2 separate regions of the Mus musculus genome follow, and region 2 is linked to region 1. The links are chromatin loops, found by intact Hi-C in ENCODE. Cell type or tissue: left cerebral cortex. All regions are shown on one strand.

Region 1 (8,000 bases):
CCAAAATCCCCAGCAATGGGGAGATGGAACCTGAAGAGACCATCTCCAGTAGATAGACAGAACCCCCCAGTAGAGGGATCAGGTCACCAACCCACATTTATAACTTATGACCCAAAGTTGTCCTTGTATAAAAGAAAGGCAAGGACAAAAATGGAGCAGAGACTGAAAGAAAAGCCATCCAGTGACCAGCCCAACTTGGGATCCATCCCATGGACAGGTACCATTACTGACACTATTACTGATGTCATGTTTTTCTTACAGACAGGAGTCTAGCATGGTTGTCATCTGAGAGACTTTACCAGAAGCTGACATAGACAGTTGCAAATGCCTACAGTCAACCATTGGACTGATGTCAGGAATCCCTATAAAAGTCAGGTGAAGGACTGAAGGGGCTGAAGGGGATGCAAACCCCATAGGAAGACCAACAGTGTCAACTAACCTTCACCCCTGGGAGCTCCCAGAGTCTAATCCACCAACCAAAGAGCATACATGGACTGGCCTGAGGCTCTCAGCACATATGTAGCAGAGGACTGCCTTGTCTGGCCTCAGTGAGAGAAGAAGTGCCTAATCCTATTGATTGATTGATACCCCCCCCCCCCACACAGGAAGCAGATGCTTGGGAGGGGAACAACCTCTCAGAGGCAAATGGGGAATGGAGTGAAGAATGCTTTGAGGAGTGAAGTGGGAGGGGCAACATTTGAAATGTAAATAAATAAAATAATCAATTAAAAAGCAAAAAAGATAGTTAGAAACCCAACCGAAAAAGCAGTCTCAAGAACTGTGACTCAAATATTAACAGTATTGATTTGAAATTGTGATCATTTAATAACCTACCTTTTGCTTTGTTAGCTTTCAGTTACTACAAACAAGTTGCTGCCTTGCTCAGGAGACTCACATAAAATGAGTATTATTAAAACCTTCTGCCCAGAAAAAAAAAGGTGGGTGTGGGCAAAAAGGCAACCCTTGAATACCTTTCTAGCTCTGAGGAATTTCTGGTACATAGTTTCTGTCCTGCAGTTGTCATTGCTGGTATCTGCCCAGTGGCAGAGGGATGAGCATAGCACATTCTACCTCCTCCTTTCCCATTATGACAAATAAAAGAACATTTCTGTTTATAGTTGAGCCAATTCTGCTATTAGCTATTGAGCGTTCCTCTTGCAGATATATCAGGGCCCTGCTTTCTTTCTTTTATTTTTTATGTGACCTGGCTTGCTCCCCATGGCTTGCTTCAACTGCTTTCCCACAGCACCACCAGTCCAGCTGTGGCACCCTCTGTAGTGAGTTGATCTCTCCCTGACCAATTGTTATTTAAGAAAATACCCACTGCCTGAACTTATTGAGGCATTTTCTCCATTGAAGTTCCCTCCTCTCAAATGACTCTAGTGCAACAATTCTCAACCTCTGGTTTGGGTATAATGACCATTTCATAGAGGTTGTCTAAGACCAACTGCCTATTAGATATTTATATTACAGTTTATAATAGCAGTGAAGGTACTGATATGAAGTAGCAACTAAATAATTGTATGGGTGTGGATCACCACCACAGCATGAGGTGTATTGTATTAAAACTTCTCTGTGAATTTCTTTTTCTCATTAAAATATTGAGAACATTACTACAGGGGAAAAAAAGAATAATTAAAATACACTTAAATAAGCTCTCCACTAAAAGACACATAACAGAAGCAACTCTACAAAAGTCAACAGTGAGTGGAGGCAAGTAATAGATAAGGGAGAAAATCAAAGATACATATATTTATCTATGTTATTTCTAGATCTATAGATAGCATTGATGGAATTTCTAAGGAAATAGATAAGGAGAAGATGAGGTTGTTTTCAGACATCTGGCCAGCATTGGCAGTACCCTAGAGGTGTGAAATGAATGGGTAAGTCAAGAATCTAAAATAATGTGCAGGATGAGGAGAAATGTAAGGTGTACTCTGGATATAAAGTGCCTCTGAACACGCCAAGGAAGATTTTGCAGGCTGAGAGGAAAGCTCAGAGAAGTGTGATCTGCATAAGATCCATGGTGATTCTTTTTCCTTTTAATAATTGCTAAAGCCCACCGTAAGCAAATCCCAGCACAGATCAAAGGTTGATTTCACTGGTAAAACCAAAGTCACAGACCTTTCTTTCTGTTGACCTTTTTCGATTAGTTGTCTATTGTTTTATTTTATTTCTTTTTTTTAAATCTATTTATTTCGTTTACCCACACATATGCCAGGGTACTTCATGAAGACAGGGGGCAACTTGCTAGAATTGCTTTTCTTCTTGCACTATGTGGATCCCACGGATGAAACTCAAGACATTGCATAGAGTGACAAATGCCTTTGCCTACTGTCCAGGCCTATTTGCTCTCTCTTTTTTTTATGTGAAAGGTTATTTAATAAAAGTTGCATTATCATCTGTGAATCTTACAGCAGGATGTAGGAGGAATGGTGTGCCACATCTGCATCAATGTGCAGGTCAAAGGCATCTCCTGCAGGAGGACCTAATTTAGGACTACCTGAGAGACCAAGGATTGCTGGCACAGACAATGCCAACCAATCAGGAACTGCTATTTAGAGGAGCTACTTTCTTGGGACCAATGGGGCATTGATGGAGAGTATTAAAGAAGCTTGCAGCAGCATTCAGGTGAGCTTGCTGCAGCCTTTCTCCCTTGCTCTGCAGTCTGTGTTGTTGATTCAGTGCCACCTCACCTCCAATGCCCAAGGGCAAATAGGGTCGAATGGCACAGGTAACATCTGTCACCCAGAGTGGTCTATGGACTACTTCATCATCTTTTTTTTTTTTAAGTTCCCTATAAACTTCCCCTACCCACCCACTCCTACTTCTTGGCCCTGGCGTTCCCCTGTACTGGGGCATATAAAGTTTGCAATACCAAGGAGCCTCTCTTCCCAATGATGGCCGACTAGTCCATCTTCTGATACACAGCTAGAGACATAAGCTCTGGGGGTACTGTTTAATTCATATTGTTGTTCCACCTATAGGGTTGCAGACCTCTTCAGCTCCTTGGTTGCTTTCTCTAGCTTCTCCATTGGGGGCCCTGTGTTCTATCCAATAGATGACTGTGAGGATCCACTTCTGTATTTGCCAGGCACTGGCATAGCCTCATATGAGACAGCTATATCAGGGTCCTTTCAGCAAAATCATTGTTTTGTGGCTACTTTTGTGATCCTCCTTTTCTAGGGGCTCATTTTGCCTGTAACTGCAAGGACTGTGCCCATGGTTTTCCCTGACCTGCTCTTCTTCTCCTTGGAGTTACTGTCATGCCCCTTTATGTAGTTTCTTCAGTGAGTTGGCCCCTTATTGTTTTATGCTGTGGGTCCTGTGAAGGTGAGTACACAGACCTCACTTCTGTCTTCTTTATCTCTGTTGTCTGTTCATCCCAGTGACTGTCATACTGTCTCTTTTGGTCTCAGTTCAACAATGAGCATGTGGTGGCCATCTTTTCTTTTTTTCCTTTGTCTTTGTTTTTCTGCTCACCCTAGCAAATCTACATACTTTCAGTTCTGGTCTAGGTTACAGGGTGAGCATGTGGACTCTTTTCTGTCTTCTTTGTCTTTGTCCACTATTCTCTAAGAGCTACTTACTTTCACTTTCAGCTTGTCTTCATCCTGGTATCTGACATAGGGACTTCCAGGTGATGGAACAGGGAACTGACTCCCAAACACCTTTTCCAACTGAGGACACCATGAAGGCATATAGCCTTTGAGCTACACTTGAGGGAGTCCCCTGCTTAGTATAAGACTTTTCTTGCCTTGCCTGTCATATCTCTCATATCTGTTCATTGTTTGTTTCCTTTGCTCTTGTCATTATGGGTCCCCTCCCCTCTACCATCAAGGAACCCCAGATTAGGGCACTCAAAACCCTTCTAGTTACTTGTGGTCTCAAGATAAAAACATGATATAGACCAACTTTGAGAGGAAGTTGCTATTTTGGCCCCCTGGATGTCACCAGAGAATATGTAGGACCCTGACCCCTGGATGTGTGTTCTCTTCCTCATCTGCAAGATCAAGGTACAGTCTGGGATTACACCTCCCTTGTGTTTTGTCCCTTTCCTCCTTACAGTTATTGCCAGTCTTAAGAATTCTTCCCCAGAGGAAGTGGTGGCTGCCCATTACAAACAGTGCCAGGATCAGGCTAATATTCAACTTTCTATTATGAACCACTCCCAATTTTCCAGGAAAGTAAAATGATCTCAAGGCGCGGCGCGGCGCGCGAAATGTGGTGTACAGAAGACCCACTCCCCAGCGCCGCTTGTGGGCTCAAGTCCTTCTGATGGAGGCCCAGCCCCAGGCTTGGGTCTTCCCGGAGTCGGGTTGCTTGGGAATGCAGCCCAAAGCGGGTGGTAAACTCCATCTAAGGCTAAATACGGGCATGAGACCGATAGTCAACAAGTACCTTAAGGGAAAAAAAATGATCTCAAGAATGAGTATGAGGGTGCCTCTGCTCCGGCCATCTGGTAGTCAGGCTCCAGGCCATCCTCTACCCCTGCTCTCCCAGGTCCCTCGCTCACTAGCCCTTCTGCCCCTGCCCCATTGGAGGTTCTCCCAGCTTACCCATAAAGTGGTTTAGAGGGACTTTGCCTTCCAGCAGTTATTCCTGTGGTGGTCGCTCCTGCGATGCCTGTCCCTCGAGCTGGACTGCCATTCCCCTGGGGGGCCTCATTCTTCTAAGGTATATTGTGAGGCTTTACCTGTCAATCCTGGCCTTAGTGCAGCGACTAGGTCCGGAATTCCCACTCAGCTGGCAAACTTGGCACTAATCAGAAATGCTGCCAATGATTCTGGCCCAGATTCCCCTTATTTTGAGCAAGTGCTAAAGCAATGGGCCATTTACCATCAGACCTATTATGATTGGTATAATCTCCTTAAGGTGGTGCTTGACCTTGCCTTGTTTCTTAATTGGTGGTCTGTATATCATGACTTGGCTGAGAATCAGGCTAGGATTAACCTAGAATATAACCTTAATGTTACTTGTGACACAGGGGCATCCATTAACCCTGGCATCATTCAGGCCACTGTCTGACTGCATGCTTACTTTAACCAGGTTGCTGATCTTGCCTTCAAGGCCCTTAAGGCCTGCACCGCTCAGTTGGCTCAGGCAAAGTCTTCAGACAAGGGCAAAAATGTAGCCACATTCTTCATCAAAATACCACAAAAACAGTCGCTAGGCCACATGTTGAAATTCTCTACTGAAACCTCTTAGGCCAGGTCTGCATAATTCAAATCACTCTCAGTATCAAGTCTTCTGTATTCCTACTGGGATAGCCCATTAAGTCCCATTTAAAGCATCCCACGGCTTTCCAAATCCAAAGTCCCAAAATACACATTCTTCTAAACAAAAGTATGGTTAGATCACAATACCCCAGTCTCTGGTACCAACTTCTGTCTTAGTTATAGTTTTTCTGCTATGAACAGACACCATGACCAACACAACGTCTTATAAAGGACAACGTTTAATTGGGCTGGCTTACAGGTTCAGAGTTTCAGTCCATCATTATCAAAGTGGGAGCATGGCAGCATCTATCAAGGCAGACATGATGCAGGCAGAGCTGAGTGTTCTATATCTTCATTTGAAGGCTGCTAGTGGAAGATTGACTTCCAGGCAGTTAGGGTAACTGTCTTAAGCCCACACCCACAGTGACACACCTACTCCAAAAAGGCCACACCTCCTAATTGTTCCATCCCCTAGACTGAGCATATATAAACCATAATAGCTATGAAACCTCAAATACGCCAAACCCAATGACTCACTTCTTCCGGAAGAGCCCAACCTCCTATAAGTTGTGTAGCTACACTAAACAGCACCATTAATGTGAGACCAAGTTGAGAGACACATAAAACCATGAGGACATTCCACATTTGGCCATGTGAGATAAGATGTTGCTTATTTGTGATGGATAGTTTTATGTTAATGGAATGTCCTCATGGTTTTTGAGGGTCCTGCTTATTGGCTTGCTTCTTATGGCTTGCTCAGTTTGATTTCTTATTGTACTTAAGACCAACAGACTAAGGGTGGCATCACCCACAGAGAGCTGGTCTCTACCACATTAGTCATTAATCAAGAAAAACTACCATAGGCTTGCCTACAGGCCAATCTGGGTGATGATAGTAGAGGGAGCATTTTCTCAATTGAGACTCCATCTTCCCAAATGACTCTAACTGGTGTCCCCTTGTGTTTGTTTTGGTCATGGTCTTTATCACAGCAATAGAAACCCTAACTAGGATACTATTGTTATTAAAGATACTGAGCCAGTCACTTGAAAATTGTCTGGCTTTGAACTAGGGCCAGACACTTAGGTGTATGCAGCAACGCGTATAAAGCTGCTTGCATATTGTGCTACGCATAAACAAGTTATCTAAAATACTAGGGCACTGACAATCAACAGAAGGAAAGAGGGGTTCTTCAATAGTACTACAGTGGTATTCTGTTTGGATGCTTTTGATAATGTGTCTTCATTGAGTAAAACACCTTGAAATCTCACACTGTGGCTTTGTCATTGAGCATGGATTATTAGCCTGAACTGTGCTTTGAACCACACAGGCAGCCCAGGGATGTGCTGGTAGGTTCTCTTGACTTTCAGTTTCACAAGATTTCTTGAAAATAATGCTGATGCCTTTGCATGTTGCTAAAGATAGTGTATCTTACCCTAAGTGCATTAGTGCTGCTGAGATCTGTTCTCATTTCTTGGGGTAATGTTAGCTCTTCTCGCTTTTGAGGTTGTTCGGTACAGCAGTTTCTAGGAGCCCATATCTTACAATCTTTCCTTGCAAACTGTTTAGAACAGTCACTGTAGATGGTAAACTATGAAAAGTGTGTGTTTGTGTGTGTGTGTGTGTGTGTGTGTGTGTATGTGTGTGTGTGTGCTCACACACATGTGTGGTTGGCTTGTAAGCAAGGGGAAAACACAACCTATCCTTCTCTTTATCACTCTATGTCTAATTCTTTTCTTAAGAAATTATCTCTCACAGAGCCTGAACCTAAGGTGGCAGCGAAAGAGCATCAGTGAGCATCTTACTTCAATCCCCCAGAGAACACAGAGGACAGGCACACTGGGTCACTCCAGGCTTTATGGGTCAGTTATGAGGTTCCAACTCATATCATCATACCTGTGCAGCAAAGATTTTGAAGGACTGACAACAATGAGAACGTTATAAAAAAGATATATGCCTCTAACAAAAAAAAATATAAAAATTTTAAACATTGGTTATAATCACTTTTAATCAAAGACTTAGAATCAATAAGAGTCAAGGTCTATGGCTCAGTGGTAGAATATGGGTCTAGTACAACTGAGATCCAACCTCCAGCACCTCCAGTCACATCAGTGCAAACTTGATCTTCACCACCACCATCATCCCCAGGAACATAATTTATGAAACATGTAATCTTGTATTTTTAAGTGTGTGTGTGTGTGTGTGTGTGTGTGTGTGTGTGTGTGTAGGTGTGTGTGTGTGTGTGTGTGCATGCACATGCACTACCCACAGAGGCCAGAAGAAGGTATAAAATCACATGGGCAGAAGTAGTTACAGGATGTTTTTAACTGCTGAACCATCTCTCCCACAGCCCCCAAATGAATGTACTGTGTTACTACTCAGTAAATTTCAACTTAAAATTTAAATAAATACCACAATTCTCTCAGCAAATATTTAAATAATAGTGCTGCCCAGTGGTCTGTGAAACTAGAAAATATGCCCTTCTGTCCTCAGAGGGAAAGATAAGCATGGGAAATTTGGAGAGAAACAGAGAGCATGGTCTGTGAATCAGCACAGTTCTCATTAATATTCAGAAGCGTTTCCACAGAATAGCATTCGAACCAGAAAAAGAAAAATGTAAAATTCATGAGATAGGTTAGTAATATATTAGTTATATATTCATAAAATAGTATACAATTATATTTAATATGTAATATATGCAATTGTATTAAATCTAAAAATATTTTAAATAATAAAATATTATATATAATATAATAATTTCCATATGTCTGTGTTAAACATTAA
Region 2 (8,000 bases), 560 kb after region 1:
TTTGAGTACGATGCCAAGAACTTAGAAACACCTGGTCTAGTCAGACCCCAGGTAACACAAGGAGTAGACCATACATTGAGGGAGTGTGTAGTGCACACAGCCAGTTAACAGCCACTTGGCTTTCTGTGAAATGGCAACACATCTCCCCATTGTAAAGAACCTGTCTCTCCATACCTCTCTGCTGTTAGATTGTCTCACATATGATTATGATTTCTTTCATTCTGTTTTTCTGTTTTACTCTCTATGCTCCAGAGTTGTTGGGTTTCTTTTTCTTTTTCTTTTTCTTTTGGCCCTCTGCCAGTCACTAATGTAATGAGAGGCTTGGAAGTCTTCCCTGAATCTCCATTTACAGAGATTTTAAAATTCCCCACTGACCATTTGAAAAGAAGAAGTACATAAATCTATAAAACAAAATCCAGTGGGTGCACCTGGCATTTCTTCAGGATGGAACCAGATAGTCCCTGACTTTGGGTGGCAGTGCCGAGCACAGGCTCCGACAACGGTGTTGGTTGGAATCTGTTGAGATGAAGCAAGAATGAGTTTCTATCACACTGCAAGCTGTTAGAACTTCAGGAACCAAGCCAACTCTGTCCCAGGCCTGATATTCATGCCAAGGTTTCCACTGTGAGCTCCATGCACCTGAGGGCTGGTCCTCGGGAGTATGTGCAGGATGGACCATCTTATAACAGTAGGCAGACATCCATAGATGCCCTGTGGAAGTCACTTAAGCTCAATTATTGGCTTTTCACCCTAGGAATGGGGATTAACTGCTATCTTACTGGCAGAAAGTGACCTACTTAACAATAGGCTAGCTAGCTAGAGCATCATAAAGACCATGGGTCAGAAGTCTATGGTGTGCTGACTCTACAGTGACATTTGGGAGACTTCTTGACACAAAAGACATTAGTTTGGTAGGGAAATTACCAGGTATCTCCCAGCATTTATTCTGAGGTGGCTGTCTACGAGTTACTGGTATTCACTGTTATTATTGCAGTGATGATGATGATGATGTTATAAATGAAGGTGTGTTCTCTCTCTTTCACACACGCACACAGCACCTGTGGAGGGCAACTGGTTCTCTCCTCCCATGGGGAGGCCAAGGATCAAACCCTCACACTCAGATGAACAGGCTTGGCAGCACGCACCCTCACCTACTGAGCCATCTTGCCAGCCTCCTCGTTTCTCTAATCCTGACGTTTCTGTTTGACAGGAAAAGCTGATACAAGTAGCTGACTGCCCTGTGCAGAACGGTTGAGGAATGTCACTTCTTATATATAACTGCCGCAGAGCAAGAAATATTTTAGGCATATATCCCACTTTCCCTCACTGAGGCATGGAGTGGAATCAGTGGGGTGGATGTCAGTGCTCTTGGAATAAGCACCAATTTAAAATGGAAAGAAGCAGAAGCAACGGTGATGTGCAACATTTGCTTCTGGTTTAAAAAAAAAAAATCAAATCTGACTGTTTGCATTGTCAACCCTTAGGGCAGCAGTGATGTCGTTTTGAATTTGAACAGCCCCAGGATACAGTTGCAGCTCTACACACATGAAACAAAACAGCAAGATTTACAGTTTCTACGTACATTTTGTCAAACTCTTGAATCTGATCCATACAATCTGGGTTATTCCTAGCAACGACTTAGAAAATAATGTCTAAGATGACAGACAGTTCTTTATCTGCCATTCTTTCCTTTCCTTTCTGTTTTTCTTCCTTTTGTTTTGTTTTTTATTTAGCTTTTTTGTTCTTTTAATTTTGTTTAATGTGTGTGTGTGTGCCCACATGTAGGTCAGTGCACCATGTACAAGCAGTACTGACAGGGGCCAGAAGAAGGCATTGGATCCCAAAACTGGAGTTACAGTTGTGAGCCTGCACACAGATGCTAGGAATTAAGTGCAGGTCCTCTGGAAAAATACCAGTAAACACTAAGCCGTCTATCCAGCCCCTTGTTTGTTTTTTGAGATAGAGGGTCACATAGAATGACTAGCTTTGAAATTGCTATGTGCCTTTGTCTGGTCTTGAACTCTTAATCTGTCAGCGTCTATCTCCCTGGAATCACAGGTGTGTGCCACCACACACAGCTCAATCCCTTGCTTCCTTCCTCCCTCCTTCATCCCCTCCTCCGTCCTTCCTCCCTCCTCCCTCCCCTCTATCAACACCACCTCTTCCCCCTCTCTCTCTTGCCACTGTAGCCATCTCCAGAAATTATATATATGTGTGTGTATGTATGTATATATATATGTTACTCATTAAGACTTACTAAACTGATGAAATCGCTCTGTTACTTCTGGCACTACTTCCTCTAGGCATAAACATGTCAGCCTCAGCTACTCTTCCAGAGATGACTACCCCCCATTCCCAACTCCCAACCCCCCAAAATAATGCATGTTTTTCATCTATCTCTATAATTCATAAAATGTAAATTGTCATAAAGTGTAATTAACTAACACTTAATATCCAATTAGTTCATCACGTGTAACCTTAACCAGACTAGCCAGAGTTCAAATCTCACTTCTGTTTCCTGTTAACTATGAGACATTAGCAGAATCTTCTAACATATCATGCCTCATTTCTTGAGGGATAAAATTGGGATGGCCCCATTATCTACCTGACAGGAAGCAAATGGGTGAATATGTGCAGAGTATTCGTAAGCATGCCTGGCAGCCAGCCAGCACAGTAGAGGTGCTGACCATTTCCTAATCAACCACGAGAGGCTAACTGATGGTTAGCCATTAGCACAAACATCTATTACCCGCTTCTGACAGAGTTGAGTTTCTCACCTCCGTCCAGAAACCCACATATAATCCTTCTGCTTGATTTTCTCATCAGGCAAGAAAAATAAGTCATCAAAACAATTACTGTCTAACAAAAAAAAAAAAAAAGTACTTGTCAACTCTAACTTAGATTTTCTCTCTTCAGACACCTCACTTTGTTTTAAAGGAGATGAACAGAGTCTATGGAGATACCTAGGTTAGTGAAGTGTTTGTTGTGCAAGCAAGAATCCCTGAGTTCAGTCTGCAGCACTGTGTAAAAGCTGAACACAACAGATGCCTGTAATCCCAACAGTCAGAGACAGAAACGACCAAAGCCCTTAGGCTCAGTGACCAGCCCACTTAGGTTGATTGGTGAGCTCCAGGTTCACTGAGAGATGCTGGAAAGTGATGGAAAGTGACACTTAATGTCAAACTCTAGCCTTCACAGATGTGCACACACATACATGTGCACTCATAAACATGTACAGACACATAAATGTACATTTGTGAACTGAGTGTGTGTGTGTGTGTGTGTGTATGTGTGTGTGTGTATACAGTATATAGATATGGATATAGATATAGACATAGACATAGACATAGACATAGACATAGACATAGATATAGAGCGAGAGATAGACAGAGAAAGACAGAGAGAGAGAGAGAGAACAGCTATGTTTACCGAGGGAATAATGTCTGTGGTCAGTTTCTTTGTTTTGAAGGCATCAAAGAGGAGTCACCATGGAAATACTGCCTCCATATCCCCATCCTCATCCTGGTCTTTAGGAATACCTAGCTTCCCACCGTTCCAGACATTTGTGTTTTTTGTTTGTTCTTTATAAGTGATTTCTCTTTTTTTAATATTTTTATTACATATTTTCCTCAATTACATTTCCAATGATATCCCAAAAGTCCCCCATACCCATTTCTCACATGCTCAAAATGGATCACTCTATACACCTTGCCCTTAGGGTAAACACTTTTGAACTTGGCTGGACAACACTGTCCGTAAAGTAGGCCATGGCTTCTGAGCAACTGTGGGAACCCTAATCTTTGTCATCTGTCCACACTAGACACTTAATGTCCCCACAGTTCACCTGATGCTCTTTTACTGCTATTGCAGAGTGAGACTCAAAGACGGACAAGGGCAGCCTTTGAAATCTAGAAAATGAAATGTATTTAATAAAAAGTATTAATTTAGCACAGCATTAAGTTAATCAATTAAAATATTAGTGAAAGGACTTTTTACAAAAGGAAAATTAGAAGTACATCCAAACATATTATATTAGACAAATTAGCCCTTCTGAGAGCTTTCCCAAAGCACTAAATAAACAAAAGAAAAAAGGGAAAGACTATAAGATGACATCTTTGCAAAATCAGAGTTTCAGGACCCCCAACCTTGAAATGTAACCCAGCTCTAACTTAGAGATCTGGTTAGAAGTTAGACCTGAAAGCTGTTCTTTTGGTTCCTGGGTTCTTATGAGCAGGACTTAATATCTCACCACAAATCCACACACAGGAGGCTTCACACAACCTGAAGCTCTAGCTGGCTTGAGTCAGCCTTAGGAAAAGAAGTAAAGGAAGACCGGGAAATGCTATTTCTCCAAATTACCAATCTAAGAATGCAAAGGCAGAATGCTAGAGTTAAGTTCTCCGTGTTCCTCCATCTGATCCTGTACCATCACCTGCCAAAAGAGCCCCACCCGTGTCTGTGTGTGTGTGTGTGTGTGTGTGTGTGCGCGCGCGCGCGCGCGCGCATGCTCAAAGACACTCAAACTCTACCCCAGCAGCCCTTCTCAGTGTCAAATCTGGATAGTGTTCTTTTCCAGATGGTGTCTCAACAGTGACACCTAGAGATGTCTCAGAAAATGAGTTTGTGAAAGAAGCTGAAGTTTCTCAATCTCGCTTTGTAATCTCCCCCCCCCCAAACCTGTTTATGTTGTATTTTGATTTTTCAAAGTGTTTATCATTTATTTATCCTTATGAGTGTTTCATTTTTATATTTTGCACTGTCATTGAAAGTATCCTAGGTAGCTAAAGACACTTGTATTTACCTGTAGGAAGGATTCATTTTCATAGTTAAAACAAGTAGCAGAGAGGAATTGCAGTTTGTCCATTTTAATGTAGAAAAGATGAAATGTGGGACCAAAGATATAAGCACAGTGTGGTAATTTGAATATGTTTGGCTCAGGGAGTGGCATTATTTGGCAGTGTGGTCTTCTTGGAGTAGGTGTGGCCTTGCTGGAGGGAGTGTGTCACTGTGGGTGTGTGCTTTAAGACCGTCATCCTAGCTGCATGGAAGCCAGCATTCTCCCTCTTCTCCTGACTGCCTTCAGATGAAGATGTAGAACTCTCAGCAACTCCTGCACCATGCCTGCCCAGATGCTGCTGTGTTCCCACCCTGATGGTAATGGACTGAATCTCTGAACCTGTAAGCCAGCCCCAATTAAATGTTGTTCTTACAAGAGTTGCCTTGGTCATGGTGTCTGTTCATAGCTACCCATTGTTGGGATAGTTGAACTACAGACTGTAAGTCATTACAATAAATGCCCTTCATATGTAGAGACATTCCATAAGTTCTGTGACCCTTAGAAAAGCCTGGCTAATATACAGTTAATAAAACTGAACAAATCAATCGATCTCTAAACAACTTTGAGGTGCAGATGGTACCAAAGCTGCTGGAGAAGTGGCTCAGGGGTTAAGAGCATGAACTGCTCTTGTAGCACTCATGTAAGGTGTAAGGTGGCTCATGACTGCCTGTAATTCCAGATCCAGGACATCCAAATGTTCTCTCTGGCCTCTAAGGACAGACACCTGGGACACACACACACACACACACACACACACACAGAGAGAGAGAGAGAGAGAGAGAGAGAGAGAGAGAGAGAGAGAGAGAGAGACAGAGAGACAGAGAGACAGAGAGACAGAGAGAGACAGAGACAGAGACAGAGAGAGACAGAGACAGAGACAGAGACAGAGGCAGAGGCATCAACTAATAAAAGAATTTAATTTAACACCAAAATGAAACAAATTAATTAACCTAGTGAAAGTTGTGAGGTTGTGGTGAAAACAAGAAGCCTGACGCATGCCCTCCTCAAGGTCCACACCTTTGATAAGCATAAAGTGAGATGGAGTTTGTGATCTTTTCTGCCTGTCATGTGTCCCACAAACCATAAAGAACCATTGAACAGCATTACTGACCTAGCTGTAAGGATTAAGTCGGGAGTGGATATTACCAAGATACACTGTGGATATCTATGAAATTGTCAAGGAATAAATCAAAGAGACTATAATGAGAGGACATGGAAAAGGAACTTGGGTCACTGGTCACATGTTCTTCAAGGGATATGGTCTTAGTCAGGGCCCCAGCTTCCTCTTTTCCTCCTGGCTACCACAAAGTGAGCAGCTGCGCTCTACCACACACTCATCACCAGGCTTTTCTGTCTCACCGTAGGACCAAAAACAAGGAGCCAACGCCCACGGACCAAAGCCTTTATAGGTTATCTCAGGGGTTCTGGGAAAGTTAACACAAAACTGACAAGCATAGCATCTTCCCTGAATGGATCAATAAGGATCAGGATCAAATAACATTTGGGTTTTCAAGTCTGCATTGCAGCCATTAAAAAGTTAAGACAAGTTGTATATAACCACTGAAAGGTCTTCAAAGAAGCACTGACAGATAGACCAAGTGAGTCTCTTGCAGATTCCCTCGCCTGTCTGATCTTCCCCAAGTATCATCTGCTGTCACAGATCCTTCCAAGTCACCTCTTAGCTCTTCATCAGATTGTACTCAAGCTCTGGCCACCCCATTGATCCTGCTTCGTGCTATGGCATCAGTCACTTCCCTTCCTACTGAAGATCAGTGTAACCGAGGTTAATATTCATTCTACTTGAGTTTGATACTCAGACCCTCGGATCCTTAAGGACTGGAGATAAATTAAAGACAGAAGAGATATGCCATGTGGGTAGATGCTGGGAATCAAACCGATGTCCTCTGGATGAATACCCAGGGCTCTTACAGGAAGAGCTATCTCTTCAGCTCTTCTAGAACAACTGTTTGTTTGTTTGTTTGTTTGTTTGTTTGTTTGTTTGTTTGTTTGTTGTAAGAAATAATACAAGTGGCAAGTGAGGTATGTCCAACTGAGTTTGATATCCTGAAACATGGTCATGTTGTTTTTATTTAACATGTATGTGTGTTTGTCTACATGTATGTCTATGCACCACAAACCTGTGAATGCTAGAAGACATCAGCATCTGCAACCACAGCACTGAGGTGCTAGAGACAGGTGGAGCCCAGGGGTTCACTATTTGGCCATACAGACCACTTGATGAGCTCCTGGCCAGTCAGAAATCCTGTCTCAAAAATACAAGGTGGGTGGTGCCTAAGGTAGGACAGATGAGGCTGTGATCTACATTCCGAATGTGTGTGCATGTATGCACACACATTCATCAGTGTGCATGTAGAGGGGGTAGAAGAGGTGCTGTTCTCTACATTTCACATACATGTGCATGAACATCCACACACCAATCGGCACAGAGACAAAGTGGAGAAGATAATGATGTCTGCATTCCACATGCAAGGTCTGTCCAAGCTTGGCAGCCTCCTGAGAGCAAATAGTCTCTCTTTCTTGGAAGCAAGCTCGAGGGAAGACTATAAATACTTAAACATTAATATTGTTATCCTTGTCACATGAAAAAATGAATTAATGATTTCCTGGATGTTCTCTGGGACTGACCTCGGTGGCTCCATCCTGTGTTCTGTTCATCTTATTACCAATTCTTCCCTAAAGTCTTTCCTCCTTAGAGTCAGGAACTGTCATCTGTAAGTAATGGGCCATGCACACAGATCCTGCTCCTGCAATGAGTGTGGCTAGGGTAATATTCCCACCCCCTCTCCCGGGTCTCCACGGGGTATCCAAAGCCTGCGTGTCATCCCTGAGCAATTTTCATCAACTCTCTCAGAACTTGCCTGAGGAGAGGAGGGGGGCTGGAGCGGAACTGTCTCTTTAATGGGATTTTAATGTGATCTTCAGCAAACTAATCTTATTTAGATATCATAGGAAGCCGTGTAATCTCATCTGGGCACTCTTATTTCCTACAGAAGAAGGGAAAGCTTTGTAATTCATTTTCGGCAACAGGAACACTTTAATAAAACCGGCTTCCGAAGGTTAAATGATCAGACAAACAGCTGCAGCCCCAAGACCCTCTATCCATCTCTTTGATTGGGGCAACCGTGACAACAAAATGACCACT

The links. Hi-C counts contacts between places; a loop is a spot of excess contacts. Peaks named below come from ENCODE experiments on the same cell type or tissue, not always from the same donor. Only the 100,000 strongest peaks of a DNase experiment are listed, where the experiment ranks them.
Region 2: it touches region 1 in a loop (3-fold over the local background); 3 of 42 quality-filtered maps call a loop at or near these places.

Annotation. Positions count from the first base shown.
Region 1 is chr1:122,353,539-122,361,538 of GRCm38, reverse strand. No RefSeq gene overlaps it. Among named protein-coding and RNA genes, the nearest start is that of Gm28590, 150 kb to the right of the region's middle. In left cerebral cortex, no CTCF peak of the experiment used is centred here; a DNase peak (open chromatin) is centred at 4,334.
Region 2 is chr1:121,795,250-121,803,249 of GRCm38, reverse strand. No RefSeq gene overlaps it. Among named protein-coding and RNA genes, the nearest start is that of Ddx18, 230 kb to the right of the region's middle. In left cerebral cortex, a CTCF peak has its summit at 4,595; DNase peaks (open chromatin) are centred at 521 and 4,531; H3K4me3 peaks cover 188 bases.